2 separate regions of the Homo sapiens genome follow, and region 2 is linked to region 1. A link is a contact called in ENCODE Hi-C or POLR2A ChIA-PET data. All regions are on one chromosome and are shown on one strand. Each heading gives the region's core, a stretch centred on a gene start or an enhancer-like site at or near the end of the contact. The rest is flanking DNA. Distances are from core to core; before and after follow the strand shown. Region 1 has its middle 29 kb from the start of CCL20. Region 2 holds the start of SCYGR1 (small cysteine and glycine repeat containing 1).

The links. A loop is a pair of places that touch in the nucleus more often than their neighbours do. ChIA-PET counts read pairs that join two places held with the same protein, here RNA polymerase II (POLR2A). Pooled maps may share reads with other maps.
Region 2: a pooled map shows a loop between it and region 1 (4-fold over the local background). The contact joins the promoter of SCYGR1 here to the enhancer-like site in region 1. A Hi-C loop is called at or near these places in 2 of 50 pooled maps. POLR2A ChIA-PET finds 5 or more read pairs at or near these places in 2 of 52 experiments (HEK293 and Panc1).

What each region holds. Positions count from the first base shown.
Region 1 is chr2:227,781,484-227,787,475 of GRCh38, forward strand. No RefSeq gene overlaps it. Among named protein-coding and RNA genes, the nearest start is that of CCL20, 29 kb to the right of the region's middle. Within about 2 kb of position 2,153, at least 5 of the 41 ENCODE cell types and tissues checked have a DNase peak (open chromatin) inside an H3K27ac peak, as active enhancers do.
Region 2 is chr2:227,384,663-227,390,654 of GRCh38, forward strand. It overlaps SCYGR1 (small cysteine and glycine repeat containing 1), which reads right to left and starts at 3,287. Exons shown (of 1, transcript NM_001395402.1): 1 at 3,021-3,287. The coding sequence starts at 3,287. The coding sequence ends at 3,021.

The DNA of each region.
Region 1 (5,992 bases), core at 903-3,402:
CAAGTGCTGGACGGCCACCGTGCATGCGGACAGCCTACCCCAAGGGAAGAATCCGGGGAAAAGGGACAGACGCCAAGACCCCAGAAGCATGCCAACGTATAAAACCCCAAGTCAAAGGTCAAAGAGTGCACTTGCCTTTCAGGTCGCCTGCTTGGCCCTCTTCCAAATGTAGTTTACTTCCTTTTATTCCTGCTCTAAAGCTTTTAAATAAACTTCTAGTCCTGCTCTAAAACTTGCCTCAATCTCTCCTTTGGCCTTATGGCCCTTAGTAGAATTCTTCCTTCTGAGGAGGCAAGAATTGAGGTTGCTGCAGACACATAAGGATTCGCCGCCAGTAACACTGTGATCAAATATGTTTGGGAAATGACTTATGGCCCCTTTTTGGAGATATCAAAATTCATCTGAGTATACAAATGCCTTGGCAAAAACATCAGTAAAGTATCTGGTGAGCTTTGCTTAGCCCAGCGCACCCAAGCTACCCCTCACCCTCCCCAGCGAGCATGGTGGTCCACGGAAGAGTGGGAAATGCCTCCTTCCAGACAATGTGCTAGGACTCTGCCCCCTTGCCACTGGTCCAACCCGACCATGCATCCAGCTGTGATTTCTGGGCTTCTGCCCTATTGCTGGGGCCAAGGCCAGGTCTCAGTTCTGGAGACGGCCGTGCCTTTTTCTCCGTCACTTTGCTCTCACCCCAGGGACCGCAGCCTGTCCTGAAAACTGGGCACAGTGATGGGGCTCTGTTATTTTCTGTTCATTTCTCTGTTGTTCTCTGCATCCCTACCCACTTTGTTGAATAGGTCTCTTCATAGATTGCTTGTCATCTCTGGGGACACTCCAGTTTCTTAACTCTTGAGCATCGTGACATCCTGTTCTTCTGCCTGGATGATCCACAGCTGAACTCATACGGCTCCCACCTTCTGTAGCTGCTGTCCACTCCATTCCTGTCTCACCTCAGGTCTTGATGCAGTCCCCAGTCTTCCTTGTCCCATGGTTGTCTACTGAGGCCAAGGTGCTGTGTGAGAAACACAGCAGTGCCACTCAGGAATGTCTTGCGCAAGGTGGATGTCCAAGACTCTGCTGCTGAAGTTGTAGCAGGCAGCATCCATGTGTTCATCCTCCCGCATTGTTTCTTCATTTTATTTTATTTTTCGAGATGGAGTTTCGCTCTTATTGCCCAGGCTGGAGTGTAATGGCACGGTCTTGGCTCACCACAACCTCCACCTCCCAGGTTCAAGTGATTCTCCTGCCTCAGCCTCCTGAGTAGCTGGGAATATAGGCATGTGCCATCACGCCTGGGTAATTTTTGTATTTTTAGTAGAGTGGGGGGTTTCATCATGTTGGCCAGGCTGGTCTGAACTCCTGACCTCACATGATCTACCTGCCTCGGCCTCCCAAAGTGCTGGGATTATAGGAGTGAGCCACCGTGCCCAGCCTCTCCCACATTATTTCATTCTGTACCATGTTGTTGCTGAAGGAGCATGAGCTCTAGTGCCAGGCAGACTCACGTTTCCATCGGGGCTCTGGGACTTACTAGCTATGTGGCCTGCGGTAGGACATAAATTTTTCTGAGTTTCAGTTTCTTCATCTGTAAAGAAAAATGGGTGTGAATACACTTACCTCTCCCAGTTGTTGTATGGATTGATTTAGAAGGTGTAGACAGCTTCACTGTTCACAAGATTCATGTGATTCTGGTATGAGTAGTTTCCAAATATTCTGAGAGACACAGGAGTAAATAATGGATTCAAAAGTCCCTAGCCTGGGATTTTTTAATGTTATGAGTTAATATTTGAAAATCACTAACAAAAAGGTCTGGAATAAAAGCCATGTTAGTGTTATGTAAATGTTGTTTAAAAAAGGAAGTTCCCTTTCTTCTTCCTTCTATATAGTAAGGATCTTGAGCTATTGACTGAGGTTTCAAAGTGAAGAAATGGGAAAAACCATTTATATGGGGTTGCTAGTCACACCAGGAGTTGGGGGCAATGCCCACCTTGGTTGGATTCTACTGTGGTAACAATGGACCCCACAAGACAGCCAGAACTTCAAACAGCATGGAAGAGGTGGTCACTGTGCTAGCTGAGAAGTGAAACTTCATTGCGCTTTTGAAGAAATTCTGTCACCGAAACGAAAGAAAAACTAAGTGGATAGCAAGTAGAGTTCTGCTTCTCAAAGCGTGTAGTGATTCCCCTCCCACCCACGTAGAATAACCACATCTCAAGCACTTTCTTAAAGATCCCTGACTGTCTGACTAGAATATCCTCCTTGTCCACTCAATGTTTTTTTTTTGAAACAGAGTCTTTCTCTGTTGCCCAGGCTGGAGTGCAGTGGTATGATCTTGGCTCACTGCAACCTCCCATGTTCAAGCGATTTTCCTGCCTCAGCTTCCCCAGTAGCTGGGATTACAGGTGCCCGCCGCCATATCTGGCTGATTTTGGTATTTTTAGTAGAGATGGGGTTTCACCATGTTGGCCAGGCTAGTCTTGAACTTTTGACTTCAAGTGATCCACCCATCTCAGCCTCCCAAAGTGCTGGGATCACAGACGTGAGCCACCGCACCGGGCCTGTCCACTCAGCTTTAATCCTAGCATCGAGACCTTTTCTGTTATCTCATTTTTTGTCCCCTATTTCACTTTCCCAGATCCATATAACACCAGTGAGAAATAACCCCAAATACCTAGGGAGAAGTGTGATCTCACTGTGTTCACTTTTTCCCGAACATGAGCTCCACGATTGTTTCCAAACAGTAAAAGCAGTTTCTCCTTTTTATCTCTTCTGGTAAAGCTGCAGTTGGGAAGCAGAGAGGTTTGGCAGAGTTGATGGGACCTTTGGGGTGGTTTGTTTCCTATTGGAAAGAAAATGAGGGTAGGAAGCTGCTGAACAAAGAGTCTCTGCCTTGCCTTTGCAGGGCTGCTGACCCTCATAATGGGCAGAAGCTACTGCCAGCCTGCTGCATAGAGCTGTCTTTGCAGATTTAATACTTTAGTGAGGGGCTAGGGGCCTACTGCTGAGCCCAGGATATAGTCAGTTACTAAACCTTGCGTCATGAAGCCAGCTGGCAAATCTTTAGTTTTGTTCTGGTTAGATGTGACCATGACTTTGGTTTTTATTTACTTCTCTCTTTTGTATAACTATAAATATTTTTAGACTGGGTGCTACACAGTTAAGTCTGTATATATGATTTGCATTATCCAGTTTAGGCCCAAAGTCAGGAAAATTGCTGCCATGCAAGATGAGTTGACATGTTCCTGTTTTTGTGGCTAAGAAGCTTTGGTATATAGAATTAGAAAAATGCTCTCAATAGCAAAGACTTGGAACCAACCCAAATGTCCATCAATGATAGACTGGATTAAGAAAATGTGGCACATATATACCATGGAATACTATGCAGCTATAAAAAAGGATGAGTTCATGTCCTTTGCAGGGACATGGATGAAGCTGGAAACCATCATTCTCAGCAAACTATCACAAGGGCAGAAAACAAAACACCGCATGTTCTCACTCATAGGTGGGAATTGAACAATGAGATCATTTGGACACAGGGCAGGGAACATTGATCACTGGGGCCTGTTGGGGGGTGGGGGGCTGGGGGAGGGATAGCATTAAAAAAAAAAAAAGAAAAATGCTGATTCAAGTAAGAAAAGAATGTGTGTATGTCTTGGAGTTGGTGATAGAGAATGATTTGGAGGAAAAAACCCTCTTGATTTTGCAACTAACTAGTTTTAAGACTTTGATGAAATTTGTGGGTGTTTGGTGGACTTGTTTGTTGAATTGGATGAGTTCACTTATAGCCCTGAAATCTGACTGTGGATTCAAACATTTCATTCCCTTTTCTCTGAATCATTTTACATGTCTAACTTGAAGCTCTGAATTGATAAACATAGATGACAGGAATAAAATGGTTCTACATTTTTCATATTTCTCAATAGGTTTGGGTTTCCCTTTTGGGAATTTTTTTCAAAAGAGAACTGATTGGCTCTGGTCCCAGTATCAGGAAACTACCTGCTCAGTCAGGCAGAGAATGAAAGGCTTGAGATAAAGGGCCTGGGAACAGTTTATCAGTCAGACTTTCAAAAGAGGAGTAATCAAGTAGTGTAGGAAAAGCACAGCATAACTGTCTGAACAAGGATAAAGGAAAGAAGTGGGGAAGTGCCACAGCTGGGAAATTAGCTGTGGTGCTCAAATAACCGGGATCCTGGAATTCTGACCATAGGAAAGCACTGAGGGAAATTTGGAGCCTCTTTTGTTACAAAAAAGACCCTGGACTGTTGAAATTCCTTTGTGTAGTAGGCTCAGGGAAATACATTGAAAAGAAGAAACACAGTTTGTTTGTTTGTTTGTTTGTTTTTAGAGCAAATCTGAGGATTTGCAGAGGTGCTCCGAGGTAGCCATTCTTCAACTTTTTGGAGTTGTGGACTCCTTGAGGGCTGGGATGAAAACTATGGCCTACTTCCCAAGAAAAATATAGCTATACATATAAAGCCAAACACAATTTCTGGGGCTGGGTAAACATCTTGAAGACCACCCACGGCAGTGCCTAGGGATCCAAACAATTTGAAGTTAATAATTCTTCAGTTTGAAGTATTGTAGCAAACTGCTGTAAGTGATAAGTAATTATGAAGCAAGGAGTATAAGGAAATGCTTCATGGAAGACAGAGTTACCTCCAGCAATGCCATGGAAGACTTGGAAAAGTTATAGGGCAACAGACAGAAGCAAGGTCACAAGGCTAGAAGTCAAAGGAAAACACTGTAGAAGAAGCTCGGGTTTTGGAAGAAGGTAGTTCAGTGTTGAATTTCTGATTCCACTAGAGTCTAGCCATGTGAACCTGGGCAAGGGTGCTTACCCAGGTTTGGAATCCAGTGATTCCAGGGCAGCCATCAACTTTCTCCTTTTATGGCCAGTATGGAAGAAGCGGGTGATGGAGCAGAAGCAGCGTGGAATGTGGGTCTGGATTTATCTGGTTTCAAATCTCAGCTCCGACATTACAAGTTTTGGGTGACCTTAGGCAAGTTATTCAATTGTCCAAGTCTCTTATCTCTAAGATAGGTATAGAAATAGGTACCCAAAGAATGATTAGTACATAAATAACATGTTATAGAGAGAACTTTCAATAATCGATAGGCTTTATTATGAGAAAGGAGGCTTATTTAACTCAACAGAAGGTACATTTTGGGAGAAAGTGGCAGATCTATGAAGAAATTAATGCCAAATTATAACTATCAAAGAGCTATAAAGCTCTGTCCATTTTTGGGTAAATTTTACTCATTTAATATTTTTGTGTGTCTTCCTATGTAACTTCATACTTAAGATGTTAGAATTTCTTTTGATAGGTAATGGGTGAAGAATGGGAATAATAGGCATGGTCTGCATTTTAGGGGATTCTTTGGATATTAGAGCAGCAAGAATAATTGTTTGGGCAGGATAATTTCTGGGTTGCTAGACTCTGCCAATGGTTAGTGATATACCTTTGCATAGGTCACTTAAGTTTTGTGGACTTCAGTTTTCTTATATATTTAAGGAGAAAACTTCCTTTTTGTGTTTTATGATTCTGTGATCCTGAGGTTCTATTGTAGCCAGAATAAGGCTGAGATATTCTGTGATCTAGTTTTTTAAAAAAATTATTTGTGTATTTTCTGCAGAGGTGGGGGTCTTACTATGTTGCCCAGGCTGGTCTTGAACTCCTGGCCTCAAGCAATCCTCCCGCCTCAGCCTCCCAAAGGTCTGGGATTACAGGTGTGAGCCACCATGCCTGGTATAATTTAGTCTTGTTCAACATGACATCAAGCAATCTACTAGTCTAAGCACAAAGTTCTCAAAAATAAACTTCAACTTACTGTAGGATTTCTTGCAAAGGTAAGAAATCCTCTACAAGTTTTTTCCATAGAGCATCATTTAGCAAAAAATTTCAAACTATTCCCTTTAAACATTTTTCCTTTCTTTAAAATTTCAAACTCATGGTTACTACCCCCCCGAAAAAGAAATCTCATCACCTCACTC
Region 2 (5,992 bases), core at 2,037-4,536, 400 kb before region 1:
TTATAGGCACCTGCCAACACGCCCAGCTAATACAAAAATTGGTTGGGTGGGGTGGTGGGTGCCCAGCTGACTACAGCTGCCTCTGCAACTGGTTATTAACTTGCATGACGCTATCTGGACCCAGGAACATTGCTGCAGTGCAGAAAACTCAACTCCTCCACCCTAATCTTCCTTATCAGCAACAACAGATAAAAGGTGGAGGAAAATGACCTTCACCTCATTTCTGCCTTTTATACCCCTCAGGGGTTGATCTAATTCTTGCAATATCCAGATCCCAGATGCAGAGAATTCTGTGCCATGTAATTTCTAATCATCTCAGCCTCTGCTATATGGAAAAAAAGCAAATACTAGAGGGACATGGAAATGGCTATTGAGCAAGAGAGTTCACCATAGCCACCACTATGATCTCATTTAAATGGTACGGAGGAAACTTTCTCTAGAATATCTAGATCCTTTTATAAGAATCTGAACCATGTTTGTGCTTGTAACTCTAGAATGACATGCAACATTTTAAACAACAAATCAAAACTACCTAGTTAATTCAAATGAGAACAGTGTTAATGGTATTAGAAAAACTTGTGTTTGGCACGGTGGCTCACGCCTGTAATCCCAGCACTTTGGGAGGCCCAGACAGGTGAATCACTTGAGCCCAGGAGTTTGAGACCAGCCTGGGCAATGTGGTGAGACCCTGTTTCTACAAAAAAATACAAAAAATAAGCCAAGCATGGTAGCACACATCTGTGGTCCCAGCTACTCAAGAGGCTGAGGTGGGAGGATTGCTTGAGCCTGGGAAGCGGAAGTTGCAGTGAGCCGTAATCACACTACTGCACTCCAACCTGGGTGACAGAGTGAGATGCTATCTCAAAAAGAAAAAAAAAAAAGAAAAACTTTTCTTTGAAGAATGATCTACTGCAGGGACCAGTTTCACTACTTCCAGGGGAAATTCATGTGATACAAATGGGAATTAAACACCCACCAGAGTTACCTCAGGGTATCCCCTTCTAAACACACTGCAGTCAAATCAGCTAGGAGTTTTACTAGAACGTGAGCTTTATATGGTAGACACAGCTAACTGTCCATGAGAAATGTATGCTTTTCCTTTTCATATGACAAGGTTGTTGCTGGGGAAGTGTCAGTCTAGCTATGGACTGGACAAGACCATGTGATTACTGTGATTACTTCCTTTTTTTTTTTTTTTTTTTTTTGAGACAGAGTCTCACTCTGTCACCCAGGCTGGAGTGCAGTGGCACAATCTTGACTCACTGCAACCTCTGCCTCCCGGGTTCAAGCAATTCTCCTGCCTCAGCCTCCTGAGTAGCTGGGGTTGCAGGCACGTGCCACCATGCCCAGCTAATTCCTTTTTATTTTTTAGTAGAGATGGGGGTTCTCCAGGTTGGCCAAGCTGGGCTCGAACTCCTGACCTCAGGTGATCCACCCACCTCCGCCTCCCAAAGTGCTGGGATTACAGGCATGAGCCACCAACCCTGGCCAGGACCATGTGGTTACTTCTAACCAATGACAAGCTGTGTCACTGTCAAGCCACAGCGCTTAAGAAGTGTTGGGCTATCTGTTCTTTTCTTTTCTACCTATAGACTGGGGACGCACTAAGCCATCTTAGAAGCCATATCTTGAAAATGCCAGTGCTGTCTTCAGCCTAGATCCCTAAATAACTGAGTGAAGAATAGCTGCCCGAATCCTCATCCCCTCCTGCCCACCTAAAACTGCCCAGGATAGTTGACAGCAACAAGAAAAGCTTCGTTGTAGCTAATATTACCCTAATAAATTCCGAATATCCCTTGTCTTTCATCTTACAACCTTCCTAAAGTTTGCAATAAGTGTTGCCAAACATCAGCTTCATCACTCTCACCCCTCCCTCAAAAAAGACAAAAACAAATCAAAACAAACACAGTGAAATACAATATTTTTCTAGTGTTTTATTAAATTATATTTAGGAAGATAAGGGAACACTAGAAGCTGTAGCCAATATATAGTATACAACGAATATAAGCAGGTAAATAAGCACAGAATTTCCACATTTAGTAAATGTTTTGAAAGAATGGAATATATTAGTAATCGTTATTTCATTCCACTGAGCTCATGAATGTAAACTTTTGAACTTTCATCAGGTAAGCTACGGCCTGTTTTTGTTGCAGTGCAGATTATAACTGATGAATCATATGAGATTAAAGGTGATTTTTCGTGTTAACAAATTTTAATGCCCACTATAGCAAAGGTATATATATGTAAAAGCATAAGATACATAAGAGAAATCTTCAGAGCGTGAGGCTGGAGAGCCTGTGAGTTTAGTTCTGCGAACTCAATAGATCTCAATAGATTTACATGTTGTTAAAACTGAAAAGCTCCTTACTAATTCTTAGTTCAAACTTATTAGTTTATAGGTGAATAAGCAAGACTCTGGGAGGCTGACTGACTTGTTTGTGGCTGACTGCTGTGGCAGAGCATGGACTTGAATTTGGGCTTGTGACTTCTAATCAGGTGTATTTATATGAAATCACATGCTGCTCTCTCTTGCTCTCTCTCTCTCTCTCTCTCTCTCTCTCTCTCTCTCTATATATATATATATATATATATATATATAAAATATATATTTATTATATATATGTATTTTTTTCTTTGAGATGGAGTTTCACTCTTGTTGCCCAGGCTGGAGTGCAATGGTGAGATCTCAGCTCATTGCAACCTCCGCTTCCTGGGTTCAAGTGATTCTCCTGCCTCAGCCTCCAGAGTAGCTGGGACTACAGGCATTCACCACCAGGCCTGGCCAATTTTAGTATTTTTAGTAGAGACAGGGTTTCATCATGTTGTCCAGGCTGGTCTCGAACTCCTGATCTCAAATGATCCACCTGCCTCGGCCTCCTAGAACGCTGGAATTACAGGCGTGAGCCACGGCGCCTGGCCACCACTACTCAATATTTAGGTGAACCAGAGGAGATGAAAGTATACAAAGTCTACAAATCCAAGCCCAAGAAAGGGCACCTGCCCAGAGGCTGGGGTCCCTCCTAGCAACAGCATTGCTTCTGGCAGCAGCACTTCTGCTGGCAACAGCCCTTCCCACAGCTGTAGCCACACGAGCTGCAGGTGCGGCGGCAGCAGCAGATCACGGGAGTGCTGCAGCAGCCTCCACAGCAGCCACGGCAGCAGGGGCAGCAGCTGGAGCAGCAGCCCACCCGGTAGCACCTGCAGGTGGTGCATCTGCCACAGCCACCACCACAGCCACCACCGCAGCCACCACAGCCACCACAACCTCCACAACCACAGCAACCCATGGTGTCAGTAGAGAGGACTCATCAAGTAAAATCAAGTAAAATCAAGTAGGAGCAACAAGTAGTTTCAATGTCATGCCTTGAGCCCTATTTTAGAGCTGTGGCCGAGGTGCCACGGGCCCTCCTTCACAGAGGAGGTCTCCACCGTTGGTGATTCTTCAATAATCACAGGAGTGAACAGGTGCGGTGGCTCACGCCTGTAATCCCAGCACTTTGGGAGGCCAAGGCGGGTGGATCACAAAGTCAGGAGATCGAGACCATCCTGACTAACATGGTGAAACTCCGTCTCTACTAAAAATACAAAAATTTAGCTGGGCATGGTGACGCACGCTTGTAGTCCCAGCTACTCAGGAGGCTGAGGCAGGAGAATCACTTGAACCCAGGAGGCGGAGACTGCAGTGAGCCGAGATCGCACCACTGCACTCCAGCCTGGGTGACAGAATGAGACTCTGTCTCAAATATAATAATGATAATAATAATAATAATAATCACAGGAGTTTTTCATGCACCCAGTACCAACCTCAGATCTAGGCAAGATCTAGGCCCAGCCCTGGGACGTGCACTTTAGTATCCCACATATCACAAGAGTACAAAAAAAAAAATCTATGTAAAAAACGCAAGCCCTAATCCACCCCCACCACTCAGGACCCAGAGCTTAGCCCAGAAGCCTAAATATGTGCAGCTGGGACTGGTACTGCTCAGGGACCTGCTTCTTCGTGTCTCTTGCCCCACGACCTCAAAACAAGGGCTGCCAGCTTCTCCATGCCATAGAGGTTTGTGGATTGATTCCTTCAAAGTGTGACAAGAATTTGTTGGAAAATACCTAAGTAAGAGAAAAGATGGGTTAACTTGTCAAATCCTTCTTCTCAGCATGACTAAACAATATTCTTGTGTAATAAAATATTTCCAGTAAGTAGTGGCAAGAATCCAGTTTCTTGCTCATTGCGTTCTGCCCCATTGTTGGAGGTACTGACGTGCTCGTGTGGTATTTACAAAAATTGCATGCCGTCACTGAGCAATGTTTGCACCATGAAACAATTCATATTTTTCTTAGGTTTGTTTACATGTAGGTCTCGATATAGCATGCATGAAATAGGCTGATTCTTTATGTTGGCAATAAATGGACATGAAACACTAGACTTGTTAATAATTTTACTTTCATAATATACTTTCTTAAATACACTTACATGTTTAAAGGTCAATAAATATTGCAGTTCCCTTTAAATAATTTTATTTAAAACTTGGATGTTCATTTTTTATAATTTGAATTTTGCCTTTTAATTATGTCTTTAAATTTCAAGAATTTTAAAAAATTTTGAAGACTTTTTTTAAAGAAAGTTAACTCTTAAGGATGTGAAAAATACTTTTAATTTTGTTACTTTTAACTTCCTTTATTTTGTTCTCTTAATAAAAATCTATTCAGATTTTTTGGGACGTGACCCCAGGCAATTTTATTACTTTATCCCTGAACCTCAGTTGCCTCAGCTATAAGATGGGGATAACAATGGCACCTATTTCATAATTATGCAGATTAGATACACTAATGCAAGGAAAACACTTTAGTATGTGCCTACCACATGCTAAACACTCAACAAAGGTTATCTGTAAACGCTGATGTCTCAAACAGGGATGGGATATATTGAAATTTTATAGTTAGAATACCGTTACATTTTGTTTTTAATCTTTTAAATCACTGTCAGTAGAATACAGATTATTTTTAAATTATTTATAAATATTTAAGAATTTTGCTGAAATGACAGTAAGAAAAATATTCTGAAACAAATAAATGATTTTTGAATTATGTATTATTTTATTATTTTATTATTCATCTGAACATCCTGCCCCATTAGCAGAACATCTAGCCATAATACAATAGTGATTAAATTCAGCTGTCTTTGATATTTTGCCCAAAACCACAGATTTACACACTGTTTTTCTTTTCTTTTCTTTTTTTTTTAAGACAGAGACTTGCTCTGTCACCCAGGTTGGAATGCAATGGTGCCATCTCGGCTCACTGCAACCTCCAATTTCCGGGTTCAAACGATTCTCTTGTCTCAGCCTCCCGAGTAGCTGGCATTACAGGCGCTGACCACCACGCCTGGCTAACTTTCGTATTTTTAGTAAAGACGAGTTTTTGCCATGTTGGCCAGGCTGGTCTCGAGCTCCTGACCTCAACTGATCCACCGGCCTTGGCCTCCCAAAGTGTTGGGATTGTTACAGGAAAGCGGTCCCGATCTAGACCCCAGGAGAAGGTTCTTGGATCTCCCGCAAGAAAGAATTCAGGGCGAGTCCGCAGTGCAATGTAAAAATAAGTTTATTAAGAGAGTAAAGTGGTGAAAGAACCAGCTACTCCATAGACAGAGTAGGACGTTCTTGAAAGTAAGAGGAGGTACGCGCCCACCCTAGGTACAATACTGGTGTATATGGGGAGATGTACTCTGCTATAAGGGTTTGTGATAAAGGATTAATTTTCTTAATTACTATATTTTGCAAGAATCTATAATATTATCTTTAAAGCAAAATTAGGAATGCTTTTGTTCTCCAGATATTGGGATATCTAGACACTCCTAAGTCTGGGTCTGTTGAGTAAACATTATTAATTTGTTCCCTTAACCATAAACATCTAGAGGCTCAGAATGCCTAACTTTCTGGGAATGCAGCCCAGCAAGTTCCGGCCTCATTTTCCAGCCCTCACTCAAAATGGAGTT